Regions from separate parts of the Homo sapiens genome. Here regions 2 and 3 are each linked to region 1. The links are chromatin loops, found by intact Hi-C in ENCODE. Cell type or tissue: Caco-2. All regions are shown on one strand.

Region 1 (4,000 bases):
GTGAGCCTCTTTCATGAGATTTATGAGGTCACCAAGGAGTAAGACTAGCTTTATTGTCTCTGAATCCCCATTTCCTACCACAGCCCGAGGCACACACAGATCCTGAGTAAATGCTTTTTTTTTTTTTTTTTCGAGATAAGAGCAGTGGCACGATCTTGGCTCACTGCAACCTCTGCCTCTCGGGTTCAAGCAATTCTCCTGCTTCAGCCATCCAAATAGCTGGGATTATAGGCCTGCACCACCACGCCTGGCTAATTTTTGTATTTTTAGTACAGATGGAGTTTTGCCGTGTTGGCCAGGCTGGTCTCAAACTCCTGACCTCAGGTGATCCACCCGCCTCAGCCTCCCAGAATGCTGGGATTACAGGCATGAGCCACCACGCCCACCCAGTATCCCAAACATTTCCATTTTATGTTGAGGTCAGAATCCGATTAATGAAATCCTGAACACCAAAGAGAATTAGCTGAAGAATTCTCTGTAGCTGAGAAGTGGGGAAGAGAAGGGCAGTAAGCTTCTGGAATCGGACAGAAATATTACCCACTGATAATGGGACTCTTTAAAACAACACAGACTCATAACATGTTTTGAATAATGGCATTCGGTCACATCAGGGTTACCTGGTTTACCAAGGAGAAAACTCATAAGCAACACAGCACAGAGGTGGATGCATATGTTTGGATATTCACTCAATAGGCTCACAGACCAATTCAGAGCACCTGCAAAACCCCAGGAGGGATGTGATAGGAAAGATGATGGAATGATGGTGGATGTGGCAGGACAACTATCCGTCCCATGCATTCCGCGCACCAGGACAGGTGTCAGGTCCATGCATTTCATGCACAAAAAGCTTGAACTGTGTCCTGCAAGCACCATGGAGTCATGAACAAGACAATAGCAGACTAAGGACATGATCAGATTTGTGTTTGAGATAAATCTGTGTGGAGAATGGATTTGAGAGAAGCAGGAAAAGAGATTACAATAAAGTTTCTGTTACAGTAATTCAGGAAAAAATATGTGAGATTTGAAACTAAGGGAATTATAAAGATAAAAAGAAGGCAAAGCTTTGAGAAATACTCAGGAAGTAAAATTGGCAGGATGTAGAAATTAAATTGCACATAGGGTAGTGGAAGTTGGGAGATGCTCCAGACTGCTGAACAAACTCAGGTTATGTTTCAACATTCCGCCTCAGTTCTTTTCCCTGATTGACTTTGGTCAGTGCTACCACAAATAGGCCCAACCCAACTATTTCCAAAACAAGTTCACTGCTCTAATAGGTTTCTGTTGGTACATTCTTTCAATGTCAGCAAGTCAGCATTGCACGTTCTAGAAACAGGGATGAAAATTCAACATTCTGCCAACACCATCTTTTTTCCATAAGTCAGAAATGGCTCCAGGCACATCACATGGCATTAATTTTGTACCATATGCAACTCTGATTGATTACTGGGTGCCGAATTATAAATAGTTGTCAAGAAGTCTAATGACCATTTATCAAAAAAGATGCTGAAACCGTGTATATATGAGTTATAAAGAAAGGATGTGGCAGGGATATTAGTTTAACTAAAAGGTCATTGGTTATATAGATCCCCTCACAGTTCTCAAATTTCTGCCTGTGCCTAGCTGTGTGTTCAGTTTGCTTTGGGTACAATTTCTAGAACTCTGTGCAAACTCTTTCGTTTAACTCCATATCGTAGTGAAGGATGTGAAGTGTAATGATGCTTAGCACCTGGCACGGTGCCTGGCATATAGTAGGCACTCCAGAAATATTTGTTGGGTAAATGAGTGTAAATAAAGGCAACCAACTCTAGGCAGATTCAATCCCCAGGGTGTGAAGCCAGATTTTCCCCTATTAGCCCAGGAGCCCCATAAAACAGCTGGAGGCTACAGGGGAGCAGCGCAGCATCTGCACCTCGGCCCTGTCTCTACGCACCGCTCAGACTGGTTTTGGGGCTTAGATATGCCTGGACCTTCACCTTCCTATGTATTTTATTATTACTTCACTTACTGCAGAGTTAGTGCAATGGAGAAGTCCAAGGGGACGCAACTGTCACCAGCAGGAACGCAAACCCCTGTTTAGGCATATGGCCACTAGGGGGCGAGAGAGTCAAAAGGCTGCATATGAACGTCAGCCTTGCCCTCTTCAAGGTGTAAACTTTTTCCTGAATTTCCAATGAAAGCATTCTTGGATTTCTTCTCCCTAATCATCCCCGATACTTGGTACAGCAAGAATCAGGAATCATAGTAATATTTTACCCCCAAGCAATTGTAAACATCCACTTTTGGCAATGCTTTTTGTTTTCTAATAAAAATGTAAACATGAAAACAGAAATCAGGAAAATTTCCCAAGATTGATTACTGTTTTGAGCTGCCTCCTGTGCAATTGCCTGGAAGCTGTGAGGCCCCAATGTGCTCCTTCCAGGCACTGTGACCAGAGACACTGCGCGTTGGGTGGGGTTGCCAGGGAAAACACAGGATGCCTAATTAATTCAAATCAGGTAACAATAAAGCCTTTAATGTAAGTATGCTCCAACTTGTGAGGGCAGTGTGTGTGTGTGTGTGTGTGTGTGTGTGTGTGTGTTTTGAGACAGGGTCTCACTCTGTCACCCCAGCTGGAGTGCAGTGGTGCAATCATACCTTGCTGCAGCCTTGAACTTCTGGGTTCAAGCAGTCCTCCTGCCTCAGCCTCCCACTAGCTGGAACTACAGGTGCACACCACCACACCTGGATAATTATGTAAAAAAAAATTTCTGTAGACATGGAATCTTGCTGTGCTGCCCAGAATAGTCTCAAACTGCTGGCCTCAAGCGATCCTCCTGCCTCAGCCTCCCACAGTGCTGGGATTACAGGCGTGAGCCACTGCGCCCAGCCAATACATATTTTTTCAATGACATAATCAGCAAAGCCCTAGTTCTTTGTAAAAACTAACAAAAACCAAAGCAAAACCTTTCCTAAGTTCCCTTTCTTAGCACATTTCACCTAAAAGATTTGCTCCTCAGTGGCTCTCCCCAGAGCCACTTCCTTTCCTGGCGGATTAAAAACAATTCTCATTCAGTATCTCGCTGTCATCAGATTTTCCCATATTCTGACTTTCCTGGGAGCATTTTCACATATTATCTTAGTGGCTCTGTTGCCCTCTGATTCCAACCTCCCTCTGTTCTTTTCTGGAGGTAGAAGTCCTGAAACAGAAACGCTTATCCCCAGTCCCAACAATTAATCCCCAAAGAACCTTCGAGACAGGGCAGGTTCATGGCTGCCTCGTCCACAAAAGCCCTGTTTTCTGGGTTCCTTGTCTTGGGCAACCTGCAGAGTCAGAGCCATCATTGAAGGATGATTTGGGCTTCAGCTGGAACAAGGAGAAATACTCCTGAGCCATCTCCTAATGGTTTTCTCGGTCAGGGTCTGGATTAAGAAGACATGGCATCTTGTAGCTGGAAATACAGGAAGCTTAATAAAAGGCACTGCAGAGTTTCCATGGGACTGGACAGGGTTTTGATCATACTTCCAGGGATGCTGCAGTCCAGGGACAGGGACTCTTACTTCTCCTAGGCCTGAAGGAGCAAGAGGAGAAAGCTCATTCCCCAGCCCAGAGAGAGAGTCAAGGGGAGGGTTGCCTGGAGGAATCTGCCTTCCCTGGAAGAATACAGCCCACCCAGGGTGGCCTGGCAGGGAGGGGACCAGGAGAGGAGGAAGACAGCCTCATTCTCCTCTTGGCCTCCAGCACTTGGAAGGAGCATGGAGGGATAAGACTGGGGACTTGTTATCCTCGTACAGAGAAGAACAGTCATATACAATAGAAATAAAGACACGGGCTGGACACTGTGGCTCATGCCTCTAATCCCAGTATTTTGGGAGGCCAAGGCTGGAGGATCACTTGAGGTCAGGAGTTTGAGAGACCAGCCTGACTAACATACTGAGACTCTTCTCTCTAAAAAAAAAAAAAAAAAAAAAAAAATTTAATTGGCTGGGTGTGACTATAGGTGGTGCATGCCTATAGTCCCAG
Region 2 (4,000 bases), 310 kb after region 1:
GGTCAAATTGGTGTTATGCTCAAGTTCTTAAATCTAGTCCCAAGGTTTAATGTCAGACAGGTGTGAGCCTGGTAAAATGAGTCACAGAGGTAGTTTAGTAAGCTGTTCTCTGCACATGGCCTGGACGTCCTATGTTAAGACAAGTGGAAATGTTTGGAAAGCTACACAAAAACAATTGCAAACTTGACTGTATTCCGTTTTGCAAATGTAAAACCTGCTAAAAATTTTACAGAGGTTGTCCATTGTTCTCTATTTACAGAGAACCATCTTGCCAATGAAAGAAATCCTAAGTAATGTATCAAAATTTATGAGATTTACACAAAATCACAAAGATAACTATTTCATAAGAGATATATCATAAGCACTGGCCAGTAGCTGGATAATATTTATTTTGGGTTTTTCAAAAGGAAATAAATTCTCAGTCATTGGTAAAACTTTCCAGTTGTTTTAAAATTTCAGGTTCTCTGGGGGTGGAGGTTGCAGTGAGCTGAGATTGTGCCACTGCAATCCATCTTGGGGGAAAGAGTGAGACCCTGTCTTAAAAATAAATAAGTAAACAAGTAAAAACTAAAAATAAAATTTCAGGTTCTTTCAAAGGGTAATCACATCTGGATTGTCACGAAAGCCCAACAAGTTAGATTTTTATTTAAAAGAAACCGAGAATGTATGGTATAAAATGAGCATTTTATAGCTTTATTATAGACAATATAAAAAAATCTCAAGGCTGGTGTGTGTTCACAAATATAATTTTGTTTTTCTTATGTTACTGTGAATATTGAGCCCTCAGGACAGAGATGTGAAAAGCCTCACATTCACATTAGACAGATTCTAACTTAGCCTAATGGTCGCCTATAGCTGTGTTTCTTTTTCTTTCTTTTACAACTCTTTGTTATAAGAACATTAACAATGGAAACATTTCAAAGGCTGTGATTTACAGATTAAAAACTAACAACCCACTGTGTCCCAGCATTGACACAATCTATTTTTTTGCATCCATATCTTTTCTTAAACATAAAACACTTATATAATGCTTTAAATTTTAAAAAAAGACTCTGGCACACATTATTGGATATGATCATCAATATTGTTAGCTGCTATCATCCTTTTACTTCTTATAATTTGGGAAACTGAGTTTCAGAGGAACTAAATGATGTTCCAAAGATAAGAAAGCCAGAAGATGGTAATGCCAAGTCTAAAATCTAGGATTCCTGACTCTTATTCTGTTTCCCTACTAAGTAGAGCCAGAAATATTTTAATGATAAAGATTGAATTAAGAGGGGCCTCAAATCCCTTCAAAATTACATTATTTGATAGGCTTACAGAATAAGGTACAGGAAAATGTATTCTCTACTGGTTACAGCAGTTGGAGAATTTGATTCCAAAATTCAATGTGACTAACATTTTATCTGTAAATTCCTTCAAAAGTTAAAAAAAAAAAAAGTCAACAAGATTGGTTGCTCCTACTACCTTAATGACTACTAATTTGTTATCAAATGACATTTATAAGGAAAATAAATACTTTTAAAATATAAAAAAGCCATAACCACCCAGTCTAAAAGAGGCTATGCTAATAACAGAAGATGTCTTTTAAGAGAATGCACACATGCAAAAATCAACCTCAACCTGAAGTTTGTGTTTCTCCTGTTCAACTGTCATTAAGTCAGTTGCTGGGTTTTCAGTGGGTGAATACGATTTCTCTCTCTGCTGCGCCCTAGCGAGCCTGTTAAAAATGAAACACGTTGACCAAAGCCCAGTAGCTTCCTCCGTCTGATACCCTAATCTGAAAGAGCATTCTGGCCTCTGACTGACATGGCTATTTCTGCAATCACTTTTCCTAAGCATGCTTAACACAGAACTTTTGTCTTTCAGAAACTGTTTTGACTAAAAGGCAACTGACTAGTAGAGTCAGCCATACGTGGACACTGGAGACAATCCTTTTGAATGAACATGAGACACCAGACATTCAAAGGAAAGTGTTTCAGAATAATATTGTTTTCTGATCCAAATGTGAAGATGCCCATGTTAACATCCACACAGTTAGCAATAAGAGGAACACTTGGCTACTGGAAATCAGAAAAGGTCACTACAGGGTCAGCTTTTTTCCTAAAATTATTTGTGAAGGACAGGAGCCAACATCAGAATAATGATTCGTCTACTAACAGCTGCAGACCCTACAGCCACCCTCGGCACTGAAGGCATCACCCACACAATCACACCCAGAGCTGAACAGGAAATACGCGTAAGTACGTTTCAAAGAGCCAGCACCACTTCATGACTGTGAAGTGATGATGGGAAGTAACTCTTTCACTTGGGCATCTTTGGCACCACAAATAACCCACTAAACATGGTTACAACAATTGTTCCTGTTTCAATGATTTGAAAGACAGCTCAATTTGGAATTGATTGTGTTCATGGGTTATCTAGGCACACAGCTTCAAACAAAAATGCAGCACAAAGATCTTTGTGAATATAAGCAGGGGTGAGAAGTTTATTTCCATCCTTTTCCCATTGCTCTGTCATCGACTGAACTCAGTCGCCAGTTGACTGCCACGTGTCCCTGGCTCAACTGTGTGTGGCTCTGTTCTGATCAGTTCCACGAATATTTATCAAGCATCTCCTAAATGCTGAACACAGAGCTACATGCTAAAGACCTAAAGATGAATGAGAGACTTTTCCTGGACTTACGGAGTTCATCCATGGACTTAAGGAGATCAAGTCTATAAAGAGAGAAGAGCATTTGTCATTATAACTTGCTCCCTATGTGGATTTCTTCCAAGACTCTCCCAGGCGAAGTCCTTCACCTTCAAATCTACTCTCTGTCAGTTTCCCCATTTAGAGATTCCAACTTCAGGGCTTTAATGGGGACATGTTGGTCAAAGAGTACAAAGTTTCAGTCCTGTAGGATACATAAGCTCTAGAGTTCTAATGTACAGCATGAGGACTATACTTAATAATATTGTACCGTAGAGTTTAAATCTGCTAAGAGAGTAGATCTTAAGTGTTCTCACCACACACACACAGTAACTATATAAGGAGATGAGTGTGTTAACTAGATTTAGTGTGATAGTCATTTCACTATGTATATATCAAAACATCACAGTGTTCATCTTAAATAAATACAATTTTTATTTACAAACTGAATTTTTAATAGTACACTGTGAACTACAAAACACAAAAAACATTCTGTTTATTCTGTTCTTTGGCTTCTGGAAACAGAAATAGTTCCCTCCCAAAATAGCAATTTAAACTATCAGGAGAGAAGAGTGTGGCAAGACTGGAGAAATGGGAGAAGAGGAAAGGTGGCAGACCCACTCCGAACAATTGTGTTTAAATTAAACTTCTAGTGAGTTGAGGATGGAGTGCTGGAGTTAATGAGTAACTGCAGAGATGGCTGATTATTGACAACTGGGAATTACCAGGTGCCAGACCCTCTACTGTTCCCAAGAACAGGAAACTAGTAAGCAAGTTGCTGGGGACAAACCTGAAGCCTGCATTGAAGGGCAAAGCTGCAGGAATAATTCCTCTAATTCTACCACGTGTCAGTGCTCATGGTAGGATAATTAGAGAGGCAACTGGAAAAGCAAGAGATTATGTTTTATAGTGCCTGAATTTCATTCTTCCCTGGATAATGGTCTGGCCAAGAAAGAGGCCTCCCTACCTTGGAAAATAATTTCACTCCTGAGAATATCAAACTGATAGTGCATTACAGGCTAAATTAGCTGAAGAGATGAAGATGACATGAAATAAGGCTGTGGCTTGCCCGATTGCTGCTCTAAGAAGGGACATGTCAGCAATCGTTAGACTGACAGTATACTTCCCTTGTATTTTCAGTGGTTAGATTTCTCTGGACATCCGCAACATCCTTTCAAGCTTTAGAGTAATCAAGAATGGGTAAGAAAAGTTGCCACCTACATCATTTGTCATCAGGGAAATGCAAATTAAAGCAACAATGGGATGTTACCATATTCGTATTAGAATGGCCAAAATCCAAATCACGGAC
Region 3 (4,000 bases), 120 kb before region 1:
CATTTTGTAGCATGTGTCAGAATTTCCTTCACATTTTATCCATTCTTCCTGGGTTGTGTCCATCCTTTGGCTCCTTTTTTTTCCTTTGAGATGAAGCCTTGCTCTCTGTTACCCAGGCTGGAGTGCAGTGGCGCGATCTTGGCTCACTGCAACCTCTGCCTCCTGGGTTCAAGCAATTCTCCCGCCTCCTGAGTAGCTGGGATTACAGGCATGCACCACTACGCCCAGTTAAGTTTTGTATTTTTAGTAGAGATGGGGTTTTGGTATGTTGGTCAGGCTGGTCTCGAACTCTTGACCTCACGTGATCCATTATGCCCACCTTAGCCTCTCATAGTGCTGGGATTACAGGCATAAGCCACTGTGCCGAGCCTATCCCTTGGCAATTGTGAATAATGCTGCTATGAACGTGGATGTACAAATATCTCAAGTTCCTGCTTTCAATTATTTTGGGTACAGAGAAGTGAAATTGCAGGGTTATATGATAATTCTATTTTTATTTTTTTCTGAGGAACCGCCCCACTGTTTTCCATGGCAGCTGTCCCCTTTCTCTGTAGCATTTTTTTTGTTTTTTTTTTGAGATGGAGTCTCGCTCTGTTGCCCAGGCTGGAGTGCAGTGGTGTGATCTCAGCTCACTGCAAGCTCCACCTCCTGGGTTCACGCCATTCTCCTGCCTCAGCTTCCCAAGTAGCTGGGACTACAGGCACCTGCCACCACACCCGGCTAATTTTGGTTTTGTATTTTTAGTAGAGACAGGGTTTCACTGTGTTAGCCAGGATGGTCTCGATCTCCCGACCTCGTGATCCGCCCGCCTCAGCCTCCCAAAGTGCTGGGATTACAAGTATGAGCCACTGAGCCCGGCCTCTCTGTAGCTTTTAAGATGTTCTTAGGTGACTTATGAGAATGAAAAAATGGAGAATTTTCCGTCTTCCTGCCATGAAATCAATTAATGGCAATTGCTACTGAAAGCTGTTCTGTTTTTAAACAGTAAAAATGACAGTGTTTTCTCAGCCAACAGGAAGTGCTGATTATTCTGATAAATGGATAGATAGGTGCTGTGGTGCTATGAACACTGCCCCAAGGCAATATTTATAGTATAATAGGGGCCTCCTGAAGATAAATAATACTCTAACCAAAAAGGAATAGAAATTGCAAACCAGGATTAGGAGAAATTTAAATGAACTTTATGCTTTTGAGTCACACTTTAAAAACAGCACTCCCAGCCCAAGATCTAAATTCTTAATTGTTCACAACAGACTGCGGAGAAAGTAATCAGCATCAGGCACACAAGTTATATTTGTGATTAGCCATTCTATGTCTGATTTGTGGCTTTTGGGTGGATGGGTACCAATTTATTTTTCCTCTACAGATCTCCATGCATGAAGTGTAATTAGAAATTTGTTTGCATTTTCTGTGGTGTGGAATTAAAAATATAATCTCCTTGGAGTCTTGGAATAGGATGCTTTCCTTGTCCTTTATTTTTTCTTCAAAATAAAAATTTAATAGATGCCAAAGAGCATTTCATATCATACATATAATTCCACTGATTCCATCCACTTTTACCTAATGAAACAACCAGTTACTAGACGATGGTAATTGCAAAAAAAATTTGGGAGTTTTATATGCTAATTATGCCACCTTTGGGTTTTGTCACAGTATTGTATCATTCATGCGGGTTTTAGTTATCTCATGGAAACATTTTCCCGAATGTAGGGTTAACAAAGCTAGATATATGAACTTCCTTGCAGGTAAATTAATTCCAATAAATGTCAAGAGGCTTAAAGTGCTTTGGCAAAGACTTGTGGATTTAATGCTGGCTTGTTAAAACTATGGTTCTGAATACAAGCAGGGCCACACCCCACCAGTGAAAAGCTCCTTTCAAGGGCCAGTTGTTGGGGTCTTGCATAAGTGCGTTGCTAAGGCGCACCCCTGGGGTGGTCTTCAAGGCTTGAGCCAGTGTGAAATTCTCACACTATCCACCAGGGTGCGCTCTAGCCCCCGGGCCTCTTCTACCTCTTGCTCTACGTGCACGTGGCCTTGGCCTCTCCTAACTCCCCAACCATGCAAGCTGTATAGATTATTTTTCTGACTTCTCGCCTATGCCAATTTCATCTCTTAGGTGTAATCATATTTTCCTTGCTGTTCACAGACAGTACATCAATTTTTCCCTGTGTCTCTAGTCTCCCTTTAGAATCTCCTTTCCAAAGCCATCCCCTGCCTTTTTTTTTTTTTTTTTTTTTTTTTTTTTTGAGACAACGTCTCGCTCTGTCACCCAGGCTGGAGTGTAGTGGCATGATTTCAGCTCACTGCAACCTCTGCCTCCTGGGTTCAAGGGATTCTCATGCCTCAGCCTCCTGAGTAGCTGGGATTAGACATGCACCACCACACCTAGCTAATTTTTGTATTTTTAGTAGAGACGGTGTTTCGCCATGTTGGCCACACTGGTCTCGAACTCCTGACCTCAGGTGATCTGCCCGCCTCGGCCTCCCAAAGTGTTGGGATTACAGGCGTGAGCCACCACGCCCGGCCCCAAAGCGCTTCTTCAGCTGTCCCTCCTAGATGTTCTCTGTGAAGCTCTTCTCTGCTGTCTCCACCTCCTGTGCCCTCCACCTGAACTCATCCACTCCCATGACTACTGCTGCCACTCTACCTGCAGCTCCCAAACCGTGCACCCAGGTGTCCTGGATGGGATGCCACAGCGAACTCACAGAGGCACTGAGGGATATTTTAACTTTTTGAGGGAAACACAGCAATACTTGTTACACACTGGGCTAATGATTCACTTCAGGTAGTTCACAGTTTCAACATTAGATCATAAGCATTCTTCTTGTTGATGTCATTTTTGCAACATGAGGTTTTCAGAGGTTGCTGGGATTAAAATGCCAGTACTGCAGAAAAATCAAAGCGGAATAGGAAATGTTGTCCAATCTGATTCCAAGGTCAGGGGAGTTGTGCGGTGCCCAACAGGTGCACACATCCCACTGGTAATTGTAGAAGGCGGAGTTCTCCAGATAAGAGAGGGGGAGGTGTGCGTATACGTGTGTATTCAAGAGAAAACCAGAAAGAGAGAGAGTGATGATTTTAAGGAACTGACTAACATGATTGTGGGGGATGGCAAATCCACAATCTGCTGGGAAGGTCAGCAGGATGGAGACCTAAGGTAGAGTTGATGCTGCAGCTCAAGTTCAAGGACAGTCTAGAGGCAGAATTCCCTCCTCCTCAAGGAAACCTCAGCCTGTTTCAGTCTGTTTTCTCTTGTGGCCTTCAACTTATTGAATGAGGCCTTCCACAGTATAGAAGATAATCTGCTTTACTCAATCAGTCTGTCTGTCTGTCTATCTGTCTATCTATCTATCTACCTACCTATTCATCTATCTATACATCCATCTATCCATCTATCTATCTATCCATCTATCTATCATCTACCTACCTACCTACCTCTCTAATCTAATCTATCTCTATCTAATTATCTATCTAATTATTTAGAGACAGGTTCTGCTATATTGCCCAGGGTGGTCTCAAACTCCTAGCCTCAAGTGATCTTCCTGCCTCCGCTTCCCAAAGTGCTGGGATTGCAGGCATGAGCCACTGCACCCAGAAAACTTACCTATTTAAATGTTAATCTCATCTAAAAAACAAACCTTCACAGCAATACCCAGTCAGGGGTTTGACCAAATATCTAGGCCCCATGCCCTACGCACGTTGATGCATAAAACCAGCCATCACCTAAAAATGAAAAAATACATCTTTTCTTTTGAATTGATGTGATTGTATTTTCAATTGGCCACTAAATTGTTAGGTCATAAATAATTACTAAGTTGTTTGGGCTTTACTACTTAATAAACGGAGCTGTTAGCTGTTTCTTTTAGTCTACAGGAATGCCGTGAACAGAGAAAGCCTAAGAACCTTTAACCTGTACACTGATGGCTGCAGCCCAGATTGTATTCTGGAGTTCCAGACATGCATATTCTACATACATGCCAATATACATGTATATTCTAAA

The links. A loop is a pair of places that touch in the nucleus more often than their neighbours do. Peaks named below come from ENCODE experiments on the same cell type or tissue, not always from the same donor. Only the 100,000 strongest peaks of a DNase experiment are listed, where the experiment ranks them.
Region 2: it touches region 1 in a loop (19-fold over the local background); 3 of 110 quality-filtered maps call a loop at or near these places.
Region 3: a loop joins it to region 1, with 8 times the contacts of the local background. A loop is called at or near these places in 3 of 110 quality-filtered maps.

What each region holds. Positions count from the first base shown.
Region 1 is chr10:24,194,715-24,198,714 of GRCh38, reverse strand. It overlaps a transcript of KIAA1217 not described here. Among named protein-coding and RNA genes, the nearest start is that of KIAA1217, 12 kb to the left of the region's middle. In Caco-2, a CTCF peak has its summit at 2,080 (motif pointing right); a DNase peak (open chromatin) is centred at 2,074.
Region 2 is chr10:23,884,278-23,888,277 of GRCh38, reverse strand. It overlaps a transcript of KIAA1217 not described here. Among named protein-coding and RNA genes, the nearest start is that of KIAA1217, 320 kb to the left of the region's middle. In Caco-2, a CTCF peak has its summit at 1,710; no DNase peak of the experiment used is centred here.
Region 3 is chr10:24,317,622-24,321,621 of GRCh38, reverse strand. All of the region lies in intron 2 of KIAA1217, which reads right to left. Among named protein-coding and RNA genes, the nearest start is that of MIR603, 44 kb to the right of the region's middle. In Caco-2, a CTCF peak has its summit at 1,961 (motif pointing right); DNase peaks (open chromatin) are centred at 2,001 and 2,999.